Linked DNA regions of Homo sapiens: region 1 is linked to region 2. A link is a loop called in an ENCODE intact Hi-C map of the cell type or tissue named here. Cell type or tissue: HepG2. All regions are shown on one strand. Each heading gives the region's core, and the rest is flanking DNA. Links, peaks and the distances in the headings are about the cores only.

Region 1 (5,378 bases), core at 219-5,218, 120 kb before region 2:
TACACTCTTGGGGACTATGAACAGTCAAGTGCTGAAAATATAGAGCTTGAAGAGTTGAGTTTTGTCCTAGCTCTTCAGACATGATATTGAACCATCATTGCCCACTCCTCATCACTTAGAACACCAATGGAATCTTCCCCCTTCCTATAGAGGAAGTGGAGGGCTCTCCTTAGCCTCAGAGGGAAGACAGGCCTTGAGGGGAGAGGAGTGGGCCTAAAATCCAAAAAGTGATGGCTCCTTTTATCTCTTGCAGAATTATTTTCCCTGAAGTCCAGAGAAATCTATTCTCTGGTCAAAAACCATTGTCCCCCTCTTTCTCTTTTCTCTGTACTTCCCTATTCAGATGCTATCTGCAGCAGGACACTGAGGTGCAGCAAAAACACTGTGGCTAAGATCCTTGGCTCTGGAGGCAGACAGACCTGAGTTTAAATCCCAGACTCTCTGAGCTTTAATTTTTCTCATTTATAATATGTGATAATGACATAACCTGCCACGGAGTAATATTGTGAGAACTGAATAAGAACTAAGTGAGATAATGTTTGTAAACCACTCAGCTCAGTGTCTAGGAACTAACAAATGCCAATTAACATCAGTTATTATTACTCACTGGAAATATGTCCCTTCAGTGTAAAGACCCAAGCTTGTATCTAGCCATTGAGTCTGCCTACAAGTCAACTCAGGCCACCATATGGTCCAGGCAAGTGAGTATTCAAGAATGAATGCTCTATCGTGGGTTTTTTTCTTCTCATTAGTTTTTTGGATTTTTTTTTTTGTTTGTGTTTTCTTTCAAATGCAGTTCTCTTTCAACATTGCCTGCAATAAGCTGTGGTGCAGAGATTTGGGGGTGGGGGAGGCACATGGAAAAAAAGAAAAAAAAAGAAAACCCGGGCAATTGCACAAAGCCTTTCCCTGGAAAGCCCAGGCTCTGGGTGGTCAGGACACATGGCTGCCCTCCTCTACACCTAGAGCTCCAGCTTTGATGGTCAAGGCACAGATGGGGATTCATCCCATTCCCCACATAAAAGAGCTCTCTGGGAGTGGGAGAATGGCTGGGGTTGTCTATACAGGTGTGTATGTGTGTGTATATATACATGTACACATATATATGTACACATATAATTGGCTATATTAGAAAATTCTCTCTATGTATAAATATAAAACGCTGGTATTCAAACACGACGCCAATGGCTAACTAAAGTGCCTGGCCTTTAAAGATCCTTGCCTGTGTGCATTTGCAGGGAAAACTGTTCAACCTGAGTGCCCAGAATGAGGGAGGGGGACTGGGGAAGCAAAACAATGGGGATCCCCTCTGTGGGCAGGTGGTGGGAGGAAATTGTGTGCTGGCCAAACAGGGCCACCAAGAGCATTCGGGCTGCCCGAGTCTTCTTGGTCCTAGGGCTGTCATTAACAGAAGCAAACAAAGAAAGGGACAGAGCACAAAGTGGCAGGTTCTATGGTCTATTTATAGAGATGGCTTCAAATCCGAGTCTACGAAACATGAAGGCCAGAGCCAACGTGGCCTTTCCATGGATCTACAGTCAATCTATCAGAAAAACTCAGTGAGCCAGGTATTTGGCTCCATTGCCCAGTTGTCCCTGGGTAGTTTATTGCAGACCCCTGTAGAAAATACTTTCATTTAATCAGTTTACACAGAAACCAGGGAATGGTGAGGGGTGGTTTTGTTTTTTACATCTCAGCACAAGGATGGGTTTGAGAGAAGAAGAATACAGTGGAGGAGGACAGAAAACACAGCTTACCTTTGTCCATCTGTCAGAGCTGGCACCAGGTTTTTGGCAATCTTTTGGGATCCTCTTTGCCTGGGCTGGGTTGACTTGGCCCTGTCCGTTTAAGAATATTTGATTTGATTGCAGAGCAAAATGCTTCTGAAAAGCTGGGCTATTATCCCTGAAATAGAAAAATTAAAAAAATTTGAAAAGCACCTTTGAAGTCAGCTACCCAAATGAAACCTGTGACATCAGAGAGATGGCAGATAAATGGAGGGCAGAACAAGGCAGCCATTGACCGTGAGGCAGGCCAGGCTGATGCCACACTTTACACCCTACCAATATAAGTCAAAGATGAAAGATGCTCTGGGCAGCCCGCCTGACCCCTGGGCCTCTGTTATCTCCAATTGATTGCACAGTGTTTTGCTCTGAACAATCCCTCACTGTCTACCTGGTGCAGGTGAATCTCAGCAGAACAGGGGCTTGGGTGGCTTGGCGAGGTTATGGGAATGCCATGCATAGCACAGGGGCCCAGAGGAGGGCTTGCTTGCATGAAGTGCCGTCTTTATTACTTCTCTTATCCCTTGGATGCTGGGAACAGGGCAGCTAAGTGCAAATCAGGGGCAGCAAAAAAGGCCAGGGCGTGTATGGTGACAGACAGGCAGCTCTCTCTCCTGTTTGGAGACTATCAGAGATTGAAGACAAGCTCCAGCTGCCACTCTGCCCCCTGAATATTTCCATACAATGTACCAGAACCTTGGACAAACCTGGATCCCTTAATACACAACAACTCATTACTGGACAAGTTTAACTGCTAAGGATAGTCTATCAGTCGTTCTTAAACCCGAGTCTGCATCAGAAACTCCTGGAGGACTTGCCAAAACACAGATGGCTGCCTCCCCCACCCCCAAGATAGATTTAGCGAATGTGCATTTCAAACAATCTCCAGGTGATGCTGATGCTGCTGATCCATGGCCCACATTTTGAGGTGGTCTTTAAGGTAATATCAGACTTACATTCAACCCTGCCATTATAAAGAAGATTCACTTGAGTTTAGTGGAATCAGGGCCTACGATAAGAGCCAGGTACAAAGATGAATAGTGACAGACTGCAGCTAAACAACTCAATATAATCTAATCTCAGAGAAAGTGGGACCAAATAAAGCCCAGTGGTATCAAATAAACCCCTATATTGAGTCATCTTTCCCAAGGAATGTTTGGGGAATAAGCAGGGTGCATATGTATTTTTTTAAAGAGGTAAAGTTACCTTTTAGGTATCATCAAGAGTTGGTGAACACATAGTTTAGAAAGAAAATTTGGCAGAGAAATGGTTTCCTCTGTTTATAACAGCAGTTTTAGGACAAAAGCAAAATGGCTCTGCATTTCTAGAAGACATGCTGCTGCATGGTAATCCGTGAAACTGAGAACAAGGAAATAGGGTGAAGATGAAAGGACAGGGGAAAGAAGTGGAGTCATTGCCAATTGCACAAGTAGGTGACATCACCTCTGCCTTCAGAAAGCTTGCAAGAAAAAAGAAAGAGCCAGGCACAGTGGCTTATGCCTGTAATCCCATCATTTTGGGAGGCAGAGGTGGGAGGATTGCTTGAACCCTAGAGTTTGAGACAAGCCTGGACAACATGGTGAAACCCCTGGCTCTACAAAAAAAAAAAAAGTAGCTGGGCATGAAATAGCTGGGCATGGTGGTATGCACCTGTATTCCCAGCTACTTGGGAGGCTGAGGTGGGAGGATTGCTTGAGCCTGGAAGGCGGAGGTTGCAGTGAGCCAAGATTGCACCACTGCAAACCAGCCTGAGCAGCCAGACCCTGTTTAAAAAAGAAAAAGAAAAAAGAAACAGGAAAGACATTCTTAAGAAGTTATAGATCATTGACTAGCAATTTCAAAACCACTATAAAAGATGCTACAAGACATAAATGATTAAGTGCAGTGTGAGTATATCAGAGTAGGAAAGTAGGGCTGCAGAGGACAGGACAGTCTCTACAGAGGACTGAGATGAAAACTCACAGTGAAAAATGAGTAGGGATTATATCATTAGAGAGGAGAAGGAGGCATTGCAAACAATAGAAAAAGAAAAAAGAAAAGGAGGTGGGAATGTATGCAGATATCAAGGAGGCAATGCATAGTTTATTCTGGATGATCCAGAGTGTTCAAATCACATAGACCAAGTTGAGAGCAGACTGAGCAACGCATTGAGACTGTCCTAAAGAACTTTGATATTATTCTCCAGATTGCAGGAAATCAACCATGCATTTTATTCATTCATTTATCCAGTTCACACTTATGGAGCACATACTGTGGACCAAGAACAAGTATCAGCTGCGAGCTCAGAAATCCATGAGATTAGTCCTTGCTCTTCAAGCTTTCACTGTCCAGTAGGGAGAGCCCCATAGAATCAGATAATAACACAAATTAGGAAATTCTGTGATGAAATTTTGAACAAGAAAAGTGGAGGCCAGAGGAAGCAGCACTTGGCTCTCCTTAGAGGCACTAAGGAAAAACTCCGCAAAGCTGAACTCCTTGAGCTGGGACTTCAAAAGGGGTGGACAGACTGAACGAAGGCTCTGTGCTGCACTCTGTGGTCATACAGGGCTGCCTCCCACTTCTTTCCTTTCTCAACCATCATGTGTCATGAGTGAATGAAGGAATATGGAAAGAAGGAAGGCAGGAAAGGAAGGAGAATGGGAGGAGGGAAAGAAAAAGGAAGGTAAGGAGAAAAGGGGAGAAGGAAAGAAGAAAGAAGAGGGAGAGAAAGTAGAGGCTATAGGAGGGGAGGAGGGTGGAATGACATTCAGAAGAGGTGACAGAGAGCCCTGCAGAGCATTGTTGTGTGCACATGGATGGCAACCCTAGAACGGGCATATATGGGGTGTCCCACACTGCAGCTCTCAGGGAACAGCAGAAAGATATTCTTCCAGAAAAGGGCAAATTTTTCTAATATTTTTTGAGTAGACTGTGTGTTGCTGAATGTATGCCTAGCTCTTTGCTCAGGAACAAGTTTTGTCCCCTAGGCAAAGAAAGAGGAGGTGATTGGTCCTTGCTCTGGCTTGAGGGGCTCTAAAATTTCCTGCCTCTGTGCTGTCCCACCCTCCTAGGCTGGGATGCTGCAGTTGGCCTGACTTCACCATCTCATAACTGCCATCACTCCTGGGTCAGGAAACAAGCAGGGCTCACTGGCTTCAGGGGACCACAGGTAACAGGTGCGTATGTCAGCTCAGAAGCTTTATTGTCCTTTCTCCAGAGCACGAGAGTCAGCTTTTACAAGGCAAAAGAGGTGGTTGCTTTAGAAGATGAGTCCCACAAGAAAACGTATCTTACTAGGAAAGCTAGCCTGAGATGACTCCAGAAATGAAAAAGAGGAAGACTAATTTTTTCAAAGCAACTAAAGTCTCAATGTTCAGTAAATAATTTATTTGGATAATTCATTTGCAAAAAGAAAGCGTTCAACTTCTAGGAGATCAATTAATTCTATGTAAGGAGCGATTACAGTTCAGAAGTAGATTTCAACTTTCTTTTGCCATATATCTGTCTTTTGCCCTGAGATTTAAGAGAGATTGGCCAAGCCGGTGCGGCGGCTCATGCCTGTAATCCCAGCACTTTGGGAGGCTGAGGAGGGTGGATCATGAGGTCAAGAGATCG
Region 2 (5,378 bases), core at 292-5,291:
CTCCTTAGGGAGTTCACATTCTCTGGAAGGCAGCAGACTCTAAATAAATGACCTCAGTAGGATGTGTTTGGGATATGCAGAGAGAAATAGCTGGGAATAGCACAAAGAAGAGACCTATGCGCTTAGCTTAGGCTAAAGGTCACAGAATCTTTTGTCTCACACTTCATCTTCTTTTCTTCTTTCTCCCTGCACCTCCTCTCACTCTCTCTTTTCCACTCACTCTGCCAAGCAGGAAAATAGAGGTTGGCTGAAATGCTATTCAATGCCTTGCTTACATCTCTTCTTGCACAGCTGCAAGCTATAAGATGCATAACTTTCAGTTTTGGTGAGAGAGCCTGGGTTCTCAGGTTCTGCCACATCCAGGCAGCATGACTGGGAGAACACCACTTCATCACTTGCTGCCTCCGTTTGCTTTGATGTAAAAGGTAATAATGATGCCTTCATCTCTGGACTAATGAGGATTAAATGTACATGGAGTACTTTGTGACCTATAAGGTGTAGTGCAATTTTTTGGGCCTTTATCATTTGACCTTTGCAGATTTTTCTTTCTTGCCTCAAACATCGTTCTTGTTGCTTAAGAATTTTATGAGTTCTGGTCAGGTTCAGTGGCTCACGCCTGTAATCCCAGCACTTTGGGAGGCCGAGGTGGGCGGATCACCTGAGGTCGGGAGGTCGAGACCAGCCTGGCCAACATGGTGAAACCCTGTCTCTACTAAAAATACAAAATTAGCCAGGCATAGTGGTGCATGTCTGTAATCTCAGCTACTCAGGAGGCTGAGGCAGGAGAATCGCTTGAACGCGGGAGGCAGAGGTTGCAGTGAGCCGAGATCACACCATTGCACTCCAGCCTGGCAACAAGAGCGAAACTCCGTCTCAAAAAAAAAAAAGAATGTTGTGAGTTCCATTCTAAGAGAACACTTCCTCCGCAGCATGAGCGTGGGCATGACTTTGACATGGGCATGACTGCATCTCCAGAGCATAGTGCTGACCCAGAAGATGAACCAAGGAGACACACTGCTCGTGGTGCAGGCAGAACATGCTCCTTACACCAAGCCGTGGGCGTCTCTCCCTCTCTCCACCAAATCGGATCGAAGCAGTATTTCTTGTAACCAAACTCAGCCATCCTGCCCTAGGTGAGGTGTTGGGGAAAGAACACGGGACTTGGCATGAGAAATCTGGGCTCAAAAGTGCTGCCTTTTCCAAGGGACCTCAGAAAAGCCACCACCTTTCCCTGAATCTTGGTTATCTTATCATCCATTTCTCAATGGAAAAGTTCTGTCCTAGATCAGAGTTGTCAAGAACTTAGAGGCTGAGGAGGAAGGATGACTCTGTTTCCTAGGTCTCCACACACTTTCAACCAGAGAAACCCACTCCATTCACACCTAAATTCAGGTCTCCAGATAGTGTTTTACCATGACACTGCCTTGCTATGGTAATTCTTAAACAAAATCTTTTCCAGAACCATATCATTCAAATATATATAAATATAAAACAGCTAAAGCCAAAAGACATGATATCTATTCTATTAATAGAAGAGTATCATTGGAAGACAACATTTTGCTCCTAAGGCAGGTTGGAAACCCACTAGGCTGGATAATTTCTTACTCCCATTTTTATATTTCAAGCTTTTATTACAGGAGTTGAGAAGCCTCCTCTGTAACCAAGGAGACAAGAATGTTTCAAAAGCACATATGAAGGTTTGATGCCTGAGAAACTACTAGTGGACAAGTCTATGACAATCAACAAAGAAGCACTGAATTTCGGGATGCAACAGCACACCCCTGTACTGCAGGCATTACGGTAGCAAGATGACAACACACCGAGACACCCTAGGGACTCCTGGATTTCAGTGCCTGTTGTGTAACCTTAGGAAAATCACCCTACTGTTCTGAACATCAGTGTCTTCATTGTTAGAACATATTTCAGCTCCAAAAATCATATTTCTGCAAAGGAAGGGGGCTTGTGGAGGACAGGAAAAAGAGAATTAATCTTTATTGAGTACCCACTCAGTGCTAGAAAGTGTGATATTCTTTTTACCCATTATCTAACTAAATTTGTGGGATGGGGTAAATAGAACTATTTTATGAACTCAAAGAGAATCTGACCATATTTCAGTTCTCTCCGTAGGAGAGAACCACTCTGGGATGGCGAACTCATGGGTCCTGTTTTGTATTTCTCTCTCACATGCTCTCTAGCACTGTCTTCATAGGAGAAACATGTAGAAAGATCAAGCAGTTAAGATGGCAGCCTCAGCTCATGAGGGGGTCACGAAACAGGCCCATGGTTTTGTAGAAGGTCTTGAGACTCCACTGCAGACATGTAGGTAGGTGAAAGGCAGGAGTTAAAAAAAAAAGTTGATCCCTTGAGGCTACTCAGCTCATGGACCCCAAAATACCCAAAGGGATTTCTGAAAGAGGCCTACCCTCTATGGATGTGGGTTAGGAACAAATAGTGTGTGGGGACACTCTGACCCAACACCACCAGCCAAGAGTCTACTGTGACTCCAAAGAGATTGGGAAACAAGACAAATCTTGCTGGAACCCCATTCCCTTGGGAGCCTGGCAAGTCAGGTCATTCTTTTCAAGATATAGGCAGAAATGTAGCCAATGGGGACAGGGTTGGACCCAGGAAGACCTGAGGAAGTCCACCCAGAGAGAGGCTAAGATCTTCATCAACCTCATCCCAAAGTCCTGCAGACCTTAAAAAGAGCTTCTCAAAGCCTCCACAACATAGACAAAAAAGCAGAAGGATGGAGGACAAGGCAAACCCATGAAAAACCCTGATGCCAGTTTGAGCCAACTGTAGTGTACTGTGTTTGCCCCCACCAAAATAAGAAATCACAGCCATCTGTAGCTTTGGACAGTAGTCTACTACAGTTCAGCTGTCTTTCTCCAGGCACCACCGATATGAGTTTTGATGAGATATATGAACCCTCCGGTTTAGAAAGTAACAGAGGGTTTGGGGCAGCTCTTTAACAAGGCAGGAATCTGTGTATCATTCAGTTTCCACCTCTCCACCAGGGGGCAGCATAGCAGCATTCATTCAGTGCCATGTTGACTTGGTAACTGAGGTCATCCAGGCAGAGACAGGGATTGGCCATAAGCCAAAACTGTCTGCCGGAAAATCTGCTGCTGGGAGTCTGGGAGACCATGTGGCTAAACTGAAGGAGAGATGGTGAGAGAAGGGTATTCAAAAGTATTGGGAACCAAAAGCATGGCTTGTGGCCTTAGAAGTAGTGACACAAGCAACCTTGTCAGCTGGCTCAAGGTCTCTGTCCTTGAGGCTGAGCCAACAACACCACAATAAGCAACTGAGCACATGGTCCTGGGGTGGTGGGAAAGTCTGCATGGACAATAGAGTGGCAGGATCTTCTATAGGAGACAGTCTCAAGACTCTGCAGTGGTGAGAAAATGGGAAACAATAAGTGGCTGGCAGAGCCAATCAGGGTCTCTGTCTGCCTGCAGCTCCTGGGGAGCTATAAGGAGGACCATACAATGGGATGAACGAGTGGGAGTGAGAACTGCTAAGTATGATGTCTGCACGTCCCAGAGGCTCCGCAAGGCACTGGCCTCACCAAGAAAGGCAGGGTAATGCACATGGTTTTTCATCTATCACAAATGTTGCTGGCGATGGGTGGTTTCTACCTTGAAATGGTAGACTAACTAAGTGCTTTTCTTGTTCTCGCAAGGTGTCCATTCCAGAATCAGCAAGACACTGTGGGAAGAGGACAGCTTTTGACATCTGATTAAACCTGTATTCAAACCTTGGTTCTATCTTTAAGAACTTGAGCAAGTTACAAACTCTCTTGGAGCCTCGGCTTCTTTATCTCTAAAAATGAGATCATAACAACCTTATGAGATATTTTGGAGATTAAGTAAGTAGTGTATTTTAAGTATCTGACACATACTAGCTGCTCTCAATAAGTAGTAGCCATTAACTCCCTTTATTAAAATCAGTTTACCATATCTGCCCATGTAAATATTTATATAAGATAATTTATTTCAAGACAGCCAACTGAGCCAAAAATAGAACTTTATATGTATCTCAAGGTTCTGTCCCTCATTATTATAACAAATCAAATCAAACTTCAACCAGCCTTTCATATGTTACTGGAGAAGACACCAACAAACAACTGTGAAAGGCCAAACACTTGAGAGGAAACTGAGGGTACATCTCATTCAGGCAGCTATGGCTATGGTCTACCCTAACCCAAGGTCAATATTGACACTGGCCACGAGTGTTGACCCACACACAAATTCATTGCCTAACACCCAGCATATGTTCAGGAAGTTGTCAGCTCCATGTTTAGCCAACCAGAGCCAACAGTTGCTATTTGGTTAATGCTGACATTACCTTGCAAATATTTAAAACAGACCATTTCCCCACATCATTTTGGTTCTCATATGACTGCTTCTTACAGAGGCTGCTGACTATTGTGTGGACACGTATTGAGACATCCCTATCCTTGCCTTGCTTCCCTGGCTATCTGACCTCCTGTCCACCAAGAGAGCAGTCAACCTCTCTCCTCATATTACAAATGGAAAGAAACCAAGGCCGATAAAGGGGCAATAATCTACCTCAGACCACAAAGAAAGCTATGATTGCTGAGAGGATCAGACAGAGCCTGAGACTTAGTCAATGATCAAGAAACTAAAGAGATTATACCATGGCCCAATGAGAGATGAAAAGGTACTCCTCCAGGCTCTTAAGCAGTGTTCTGAACAACTAAATGAGTAGACAATGTCAGACAAGCTGAATGAGTGCACTGTGTGTGGGACAGTGAGTCTCTCCTACTTGGAAGCTTTCTTTTCCTCCCCCTCTTCTTTGTTGAAACCTGAAAAGTATCTATGAGTCAAGCCCTAGAGCAAAAGACTGTGGTGAAAGTGTGGATTTCAATAACTCAAGCCAAGGTGGCACAACTTATAGACTTTCCATATTGCCACACAGATATGCACAAATGGCAAGAAACATAAAACAGACATATGGAAAATATCCGTTTTCCTTTTAGGGAGTTAAGGTTTGGTTTCCTTTGAAAATGTCAGTTTTCCTTTCGCTTCATCCTCATTAGCCTCCTGGGACACTCTTAAACATACCCAGAAAACAACAGAGCAGAAGAAATGAGGTATTTTTAGCTGATATTCTGGGCACAGATTCCTATTGTTCCACAATTTTTGGCTTGGCTGGATGGCACGTGGCCAATACAATGTATACTCTTGCAAAGAATGTATATTTCCTGGTGTGTGTGTGTGTGTCTGTGTGTGTGTGCATGTGTGTGTGATAACAGGAAGGACAAGGGTATTATTGATGGTATTTTGATGGGGAAGATTCTGGGATCTCAGCAAGCCACACCAAACTCTCCATAAATCCTGTTTGCTTTG

What was found. Peaks named below come from ENCODE experiments on the same cell type or tissue, not always from the same donor. Only the 100,000 strongest peaks of a DNase experiment are listed, where the experiment ranks them.
Region 1: a loop joins it to region 2, with 4 times the contacts of the local background. A loop is called at or near these places in 7 of 110 quality-filtered maps.

What each region holds. Positions count from the first base shown.
Region 1 is chr1:165,135,967-165,141,344 of GRCh38, forward strand. It overlaps LOC107985452 (a long non-coding RNA gene), which reads right to left and starts at 1,968. Exons shown (of 3, transcript XR_001737808.2): 1 at 1,758-1,968. In HepG2, for the core only: no CTCF peak of the experiment used is centred there; a DNase peak (open chromatin) is centred at 2,135.
Region 2 is chr1:165,255,098-165,260,475 of GRCh38, forward strand. The region is part of intron 3 of LMX1A (LIM homeobox transcription factor 1 alpha); the gene reads right to left. Among named protein-coding and RNA genes, the nearest start is that of LMX1A-AS1, 42 kb to the left of the region's middle. In HepG2, for the core only: a CTCF peak has its summit at 3,024 (motif pointing right); DNase peaks (open chromatin) are centred at 3,084 and 4,294.